2 separate regions of the Homo sapiens genome follow, and region 2 is linked to region 1. A link is an interaction called in ENCODE POLR2A ChIA-PET data of the cell type or tissue named here. Cell type or tissue: Caco-2. All regions are shown on one strand.

Evidence for each region. Peaks named below come from ENCODE experiments on the same cell type or tissue, not always from the same donor. Only the 100,000 strongest peaks of a DNase experiment are listed, where the experiment ranks them.
Region 2: POLR2A ChIA-PET joins it to region 1 with 8 read pairs; 2 of 35 experiments call an interaction of 5 or more read pairs at or near these places.

What each region holds. Positions count from the first base shown.
Region 1 is chr20:63,433,344-63,437,343 of GRCh38, reverse strand. KCNQ2 (potassium voltage-gated channel subfamily Q member 2) reads left to right here. Exons shown (of 17, transcript NM_172107.4): 8 at 3,441-3,535. It overlaps LOC105372721 (a long non-coding RNA gene), which reads right to left and starts at 1,998. Exons shown (of 2, transcript XR_937000.1): 1 at 1,867-1,998; 2 at 1,253-1,334. In Caco-2, a CTCF peak has its summit at 2,278 (motif pointing left); a DNase peak (open chromatin) is centred at 2,303.
Region 2 is chr20:63,200,569-63,204,568 of GRCh38, reverse strand. YTHDF1 (YTH N6-methyladenosine RNA binding protein F1) reads left to right here. Exons shown (of 5, transcript NM_017798.4): 4 at 762-2,282. Among named protein-coding and RNA genes, the nearest start is that of YTHDF1, 14 kb to the left of the region's middle. In Caco-2, no CTCF peak of the experiment used is centred here; DNase peaks (open chromatin) are centred at 1,269 and 1,865.

The sequences.
Region 1 (4,000 bases):
AAAGTGACCACGTACGTGTGGTGAAAAGGTTACAATAGTGCCAGAAAAAGCAGCGTCTGAGCACCCAGGGTCCCATGCGCCCTGCTTCCCTCGAAGGTCACTCTTAGCAGCTGGTGCACATTTCCAGAGCACAGCTGGGCCTCTCCACAGGCGCACCTCAGAGGACCTGCAGCCGTGGTTCCAGACCACTACGGTAGAGATACGGCAATAAAGCGAGTCACACAAATTTCGTGGTTTCCCAGTGCATATGGAAGTTATGTTTACAGGCTGGGCACCGTGGCTCCCACCTGTAATCCCAGCACTTTAGGAGGCTGAGGCAGGCAGATCTCTTGAGGTCAGGAGTTCGAGACCAGCTTAGCCAACATGGTGAAACCCCATCTCTACTAAAAATACAAAAAAATTAGCTGGGCGTGGTGGCACACGCCTGTAATCCCAGCTACTCAGGAGGCTGAGGCAGGAGAATCACTTGAACCCGGGAGACGGAGGTTGCAGTGAGCCGAGATTGCGCCACTGCATTCCAGCCTGGGAAACAGCCCGAGACTCCGTCTCAAAAAAAAAAAAAAAAAAAGTTATGTTTATACCATGCCATAGCTTACTAAGTGTGCAGTAGCATTATGTCTAAAAAACAGTAAAACACTGCACGTACTTTCACTTACAAATACTTAATTGCTAAAAAAATACTAACAATCACCTGAGCCTTCTGCGAGTTGCAATCTTTGTGCTGGTAGGGGGTCTCACCTCGATGCTGGTGGCCACTGCTGATGAGGTGGGGCTGCTGAAGGCTGGGGCTGTGGCGATTTTTTTTTTTTTTTTGAGACGGAGTCTCGCTCTGTTGCCCAGGCTGGAGTGCAGTGGTGCGATCTCAGCTCACTGCAAGCTCCACCTCCCTGGTTCCTGCCATTCTCCTGCCTCAGCCTCCCAGGTAGCTGGGACTACAGGCACCCACCACCACGCCTGGCTAATTTTTTGTATTTTTAGTAGAGACGGGGTTTCACCGTGTTAGCCAGGATGGTCTCGATCTCCTGACTTCGTGATCCTCCCGCCTTGGCCTCCCAAAGTGCTGGGATTACAGGCGTGAGCCACTGCGCCCGGCTGTGGTGATTTCTTAAAATAAGGCAAGAATGAGGTTTGCCGCATCGATTCACTCTTCCTTTCACGAAAGATTTCTCTGCAGCATGCGATTCTGTTGGATAGCGTTTTACCCAGTGGACCTCCTTTCAGCATCGCAGTCAGTCCTCTCAAATGCTGCCACTGCTGTATCAACTAAGTTTATATAATGTTCTCATTCCTTGTCATTTCAACACAGTTCACAACATCTTTGCCTGGAGTAGATTCTGTCGACCAAAAAAAAAAAAAAAGAAACCACACACATGTCAAATGTATTTGGGAATTAGAAGAAAGGATTATAACCAGAGATGAACCACTGTGGCCAGAGGGTGGGGGACTCTCGAGAGATGAGCCAGTGTGGCGAGCCACCCATGTGCCGGAGAGGGAGGGGCAGGGAAGCTCTCCCTGGCTGAGAAGTTCACATAAGCTGCTTGGAAACAGAGTTCACTGGCTCTGAGGCTGAAAACCAGAGTTGGCAGCCGTTCACTGGTTGAGATGCCGCTGCTGGGCCAGTGTTCTTCCTAGAGCATCTTGTCTGAATTGCTGCATTCCTGATAAGGAATTCCTTGTGGGGTTATTTTAGAATGTCTTTGACACTGTCCTCATCTCAGCCATGCAGGCGTGAGCCCTGCCGCCGTGTACTCTCTGGCCTCGGTTGGTTTGGACCTGACAGAAGTGACCTTACCCTGCTGTCTGCAGTGTTCACCGTCCATCCCAAGAAACCACTTACTTTGCTCATCCATAAATGCTGCTCCTCACCTGTTAGAGTTTTATCCTGAGATGGCAGCAGTTCAGTCCCGTCTTCAGGCTCCACGTTAGGATGGCCAACTTTTTTTTTTTGTTGTTGTTGAGATAGGGACTTGCTCTCTTGCCCAGGCTGGAGTGCAGTTGTGTGATCTTGGCTCACTGCAGCCTCGACCTGCCAGGTTCAAGCGATCCTCCCACCTTAGCCTCCTGAGTAACTGGGACTACAGGTGTGCACCACCATATCTGGCTAATTTTTTGTTTTAAGTAAAGGCAGGGTTTTGCCATGTTTCCCAGGCTGGGCTTGAACTCCTGGGCTCAGGCGATCCACCTGCTTCAGCCTCCAAGGTGTTGTGAGCCTCTGCGCCAGGCCAGGGCGGCTGACATGTTAGCAAATGGCAAATCAGCGTAGTGAGGATGTGTGGACACCGCCCCCCCTGCTGGTAGGAATGTAGCGATGCAGTCACCCTGGAAAGCAGTTCGGTTGTTTCTCAGAAAGTTCGTAAACGTGGAGTTGTCACGTGACCCGGCCATTCTACCTCTAGGTATAGACAGACACAAAAGAATTGAAAACAGACCTTCAACCAAAAACGTGCACACAAATTTCACAGCAGCACCACTCATAGGAACCAAAAAGTGGAAACAGCTGAAATGTCTATTAATGGATGAACGGAATGTGATTTATCCATACGATCCTCCTATCAGGAGGAGCGGGCGCTGCCCCTTGCTACGACGCGGATGGGCCGCGGGGACGTCACGCTCAGTGGAGGGAGCCAGACGGGGAAGGCCGTGCAGCTTGCGATGCCCTTGGCAGGAAATGCCCGGGGCGGGGAAGTCCGTGGAGCCCCGTACACCCTGGCGGTGGCCAGGGCCTGGGGGACCAGGAACCAGGAGCGCCTGCTGAACGTCGGGGGTAGGAGGGGGTTTATTTGGGGGCGACGAAGAGGTGTGGAGTTAGATAGGGGCAGTGGTCGCACAGCACTGTGTGTGCAGGCGCTACTGAAGTGCACGCTTTAACATGGCTAACATGGTGAACTTCAGGATATGTCTATTTCAGCACCGCAAAACAAAACAAAGGCATAGAGAACGGAAATCCAGCCAGGCGAGGTTCAGTCTGACGTACAGGCTCATGCCCCGAGCCGGGCTGAGTCCCCGCCCTGGGAGGTTGGAGGCTGAGGTCCCTGGCCCTACCCATACTCCCAGCGCCTCAGGTTGCCCAGGGCCCAACCAGGAGGTCAGGAAGGTAACCCCCAGGACAGGTGATACCCGCCAGGGGCCAGGTAAGAGTCATGAAAAGGAAAGAACACAGCCTCCCTGCGAGCTCGCTCAGGGCCCCGAGTCAAGCCCCAACCGCTCCCCTCCTTCAGGCCCCACCGTCTGACAAGCGGGCTTGCCTGTCTGTCCTACAGAGGGTAAACTGAGGCTGTGGGGCTGATGCAGCACTGGGGCCTGGCCTGCTGGCCCAGAGTCCTGAGTGCCTGGCCTACAGCATGGGGGTCCCCTCTGCCCCGTTCCCTCCACGCCCGGCCCTCCTGGGCGCGCCCCTCGCCGCCTGCCCCTCGCCAACTGCCTTGTCTTTCCCTCCGCAGTCGGCCTGGAGATTCTACGCCACCAACCTCTCGCGCACAGACCTGCACTCCACGTGGCAGTACTACGAGCGAACGGTCACCGTGCCCATGTACAGGTACCGCCGCCGGGCACCTGCCACCAAGCAACTGTTTCATTTTTTATTTTCCATTTGTTCTTAAACCCCACTTTTTGTTGTTCATTATTTTGATTGATTTTTTTTCTTTAAAATGTATTTTTCACAAAGGAGTTCTGTGTGTGGTTTATTTCGAGGCGTTGCTTCTGCCCTTTGTGTTAGAGCTGCGGCTTTCTCTTCACTTTCATTTCCTCACCCCTTTGCTTTATCGTCCTGGCCGTGGGTCGTGCTGTGTTTTGTGCGTTGCAAGGACGCTCCCCAGGGAGCTCAAGGTAAATGCCCCCCGCCCCGGGCTGCTCTGGACCGACAGCTGCTCCCCGGGCTGCTCTGGACCGGCAGCTCGAGGTGCCCAAGCTTCAAGAGTGGAACCAGTACCATGACCCCGTCCCCCATCAAGGACCTAGGGCTCCGGCGTGGGGGGCAGGAAAGTAACCCCGGATCACAGTG
Region 2 (4,000 bases), 230 kb after region 1:
TTCGGATGCTTTCTCTTGGCTGAGGAGCTGGAGCCAGCCAGGGCCCTCTGTGCAGGGGCCTACTGCAAGAGCCCAACGCTGTGCCCAGGAAATCATGGGAATGTGAACCCCCTTGGACTTAGAGGCAGGGGCCATCTGCTAGGAAGGGTGTGTGGAAGGAGCCTCTGAAGCACCCTTGAAGGATTCTGGGAGAGCTTTGGTCCAGGTATGGGAGAGTGTCCCAGGAGGAATGTCAAGGCCCAGAGGTGGGCGCCCAGGGCCTGCTGAGTAATCAGCGAGCTTGGGGTCTGTTCTCTGGAGCAAACTGCCTCACGGCCCTGCACATCCTGGTTTGCCAATGGAAATATCTCTGCCTTACAAAGCTGTTTCAGTTCCCATGATGCCGTCCGTGTCTGTCATAAGCGTTGTCGTCAGCAGGCAGGGGTTTACTCCTCTACCTCTGGATTCCTTTGCAGGTAAGAGTAGAGGGGGCTGCTACCTTGCCAGTTCTAGAGAGGCATAGCTTCGTCATTTAGCCTGAATTCAGAGCCTTGCCAATGATGCTTCGTATTTTGAGACGGCACCCTGGTTTGTGTTCGTTATTAATTTCTCTGTCTTGATTTGGTTCTCACATTGGCGACTACAGCTTTCTTTCTGGAAGGAGTAGCCCCATGCTGTGCAGGTTTTGTTTTTGCTCCACCTGTGCTTAAGCAAGAGGCGGTTGGCATTCTCAGCATCTCGTGTTGTAGAAGTGGTGTAACTTGTCACGTTTGCTTTTGCAGAGTAACAGTTACCCCTCAATGAGCGACCCCTACCTGTCCAGCTATTACCCGCCGTCCATTGGATTTCCTTACTCCCTCAATGAGGCTCCGTGGTCTACTGCAGGGGACCCTCCGATTCCATACCTCACCACCTACGGACAGCTCAGTAACGGAGACCATCATTTTATGCACGATGCTGTTTTTGGGCAGCCTGGGGGCCTGGGGAACAACATCTATCAGCACAGGTTCAATTTTTTCCCTGAAAACCCTGCGTTCTCAGCATGGGGGACAAGTGGGTCTCAAGGTCAGCAGACCCAGAGCTCCGCGTATGGGAGCAGCTACACCTACCCCCCGAGCTCCCTGGGTGGCACGGTGGTTGATGGGCAGCCAGGCTTTCACAGCGACACCCTCAGCAAGGCCCCCGGGATGAACAGCCTGGAGCAGGGCATGGTTGGCCTGAAGATTGGGGACGTCAGCTCCTCCGCCGTCAAGACGGTGGGCTCTGTCGTCAGCAGCGTGGCACTGACTGGTGTCCTTTCTGGCAACGGTGGGACAAATGTGAACATGCCAGTTTCAAAGCCGACCTCGTGGGCTGCCATTGCCAGCAAGCCTGCAAAACCACAGCCTAAAATGAAAACAAAGAGCGGGCCTGTCATGGGGGGTGGGCTGCCCCCTCCACCCATAAAGCATAACATGGACATTGGCACCTGGGATAACAAGGGGCCTGTGCCGAAGGCCCCAGTCCCCCAGCAGGCACCCTCTCCACAGGCTGCCCCACAGCCCCAGCAGGTGGCTCAGCCTCTCCCAGCACAGCCCCCAGCTTTGGCTCAACCGCAGTATCAGAGCCCTCAGCAGCCACCCCAGACCCGCTGGGTTGCCCCACGCAACAGAAACGCGGCGTTTGGGCAGAGCGGAGGGGCTGGCAGCGATAGCAACTCTCCTGGAAACGTCCAGCCTAATTCTGCCCCCAGCGTCGAATCCCACCCCGTCCTTGAAAAACTGAAGGCTGCTCACAGCTACAACCCGAAAGAGTTTGAGTGGAATCTGAAAAGCGGGCGTGTGTTCATCATCAAGAGCTACTCTGAGGACGACATCCACCGCTCCATTAAGTACTCCATCTGGTGTAGCACAGAGCACGGCAACAAGCGCCTGGACAGCGCCTTCCGCTGCATGAGCAGCAAGGGGCCCGTCTACCTGCTCTTCAGCGTCAATGGGAGTGGGCATTTTTGTGGGGTGGCCGAGATGAAGTCCCCCGTGGACTACGGCACCAGTGCCGGGGTCTGGTCTCAGGACAAGTGGAAGGGGAAGTTTGATGTCCAGTGGATTTTTGTTAAGGATGTACCCAATAACCAGCTCCGGCACATCAGGCTGGAGAATAACGACAACAAACCGGTCACAAACTCCCGGGACACCCAGGAGGTGCCCTTAGAAAAAGCCAAGCAAGTGCTGAAAATTATCAGTTCCTACAAGCACACAACCTCCATCTTCGACGACTTTGCTCACTACGAGAAGCGCCAGGAGGAGGAGGAGGTGGTGCGCAAGGTGAGGCTGGGTGTTGCAGGCAACTGCCATGCAGATGTGTCCTTGGTGCCGTACTTAGACCAGGTGGCCCGGTGGTGAGCAGATGCGGCAGGTCCGCCGAGCTGAGTCTCGTGACAGGCAGCTCCCAGTTGGCCGCAGGTGGGCGGGCCCAGGTCCTGGCAGCCTCGTGGGCTTTCCCTGCGGAGAGTACTGCTAGTAACCAGTGATGGTATTTGGGTAGATGTCACCGAACGACTTTGATCACTTTCCAATTATAATTGAATAATTGGGACCACAGTGTACACATTCTGTTTTTCTGTTACAAAGAATTTGAGGGTAACTTTCTCCTCTCCTTTTTGAATTGTGATACTTTCTGGAACAGTGCTTCCCAGCCTCCGTCCATGAGGAACACTTAGGTGATATTCACGAAGCACTGCGGTGGGCACGTAGGGCATCGAGACCCCACCTGGCCAAGGGCCCTTGCTTCCCAGGGCACTGTCCCTCAGTAGTTGGGAATCTCTGGTCTTTGATCTGGAGGTCGTTGCTTTATTTTTCTTTTAAAAACCCAGTATCCTGCAGTTTTTGGAAACAAACTCACTCCATCTAGGTCGTAAAGAAAATGGTGGTGGTGGGGTAGGTTTGGAATCCAGACATTTTATAATGACAAATATGGATCCTATATCAAAAATTCATTGACTGGGCCTTTTTGAGACAGTCCTGATTTCCTGGGATACTTGTAGCCAAACTCCTGAGTCTGTGCTGTCATGTGATGTCTGACGGGATTGAGTGTGTTTGCTCTTCAGAAGGGCTCAGATGCCCGTAAACTGGCACCAGCAATGGGAAAATGATGATGCTGACATACTTCATAATGCTTCCTTTATTCGAGAGAGTTCATCCTGAGATTCTCTCCTGCTTTTTAAAAAATATCCCTTCCTGAAATGTCAGTTGATAATAGATGGGTTTTCAGTGTTTTTTTCAGTTCTCTATGTTAAAGGAATTATTCACCTGTGAGCACCAAGTGTCCTAATGTATTTTGGGCAGAAAGGCGTGTACATGGCATATATAGGGATGTATAGAGTAGAGCCGCCTGCACTGTCTGCAGTCTTACATTATGCAAGTCCTGAACAACTTGGGGCTTGTAGAACTTTGGAAAAGTATCAGTCCCTCTCTTTTGTGAGAAAAGAAGTGGATGTCATTTATTTCCAGTTACTGAATTCTGAATTAGTTACTGAAATTCTGTGTTTTAGGTCTTTTTTTTTTTTTTAAATGGAGTTTTGCTCTGTTGCCCAGGCTGGAGTGCAGTGGCGCAATCTCGGCTCACTGCAACCTCCACCTCCTGGGTTCGAGTGATTGTCCTGCCTTAGCCTTCCAGGTAGCTGGGATTACAGACAATAGCTCGGATTACAGACTTTTAGGTATAAAATGAATACTGAATTGCTAAAGTTGCAGGGATAATTGCTAATGAAGCTTTAGGTCCTTAGCTGGCTAAACTGGAAGCTGGCTGTGTGTGTGTGCGCGCACAGTTTTTCTTCTTAAATACCGTAATACTTGGGTTTTCATAAAGTGTGCGGACTCCTGACCTGGTTGGTGTTTTTAAAACTCTAGTGTCCTACAACTTGCATTATAAAAACTTGATCTAGATAACTGCTTTTGTGTGTCGGGTTATGGGTTAAGCATCTTGGTAAGCGGCCTGCAGGGTCTGTGGGCATCTGCCTGCAGGCAAGATCCAAGTGTTCCTC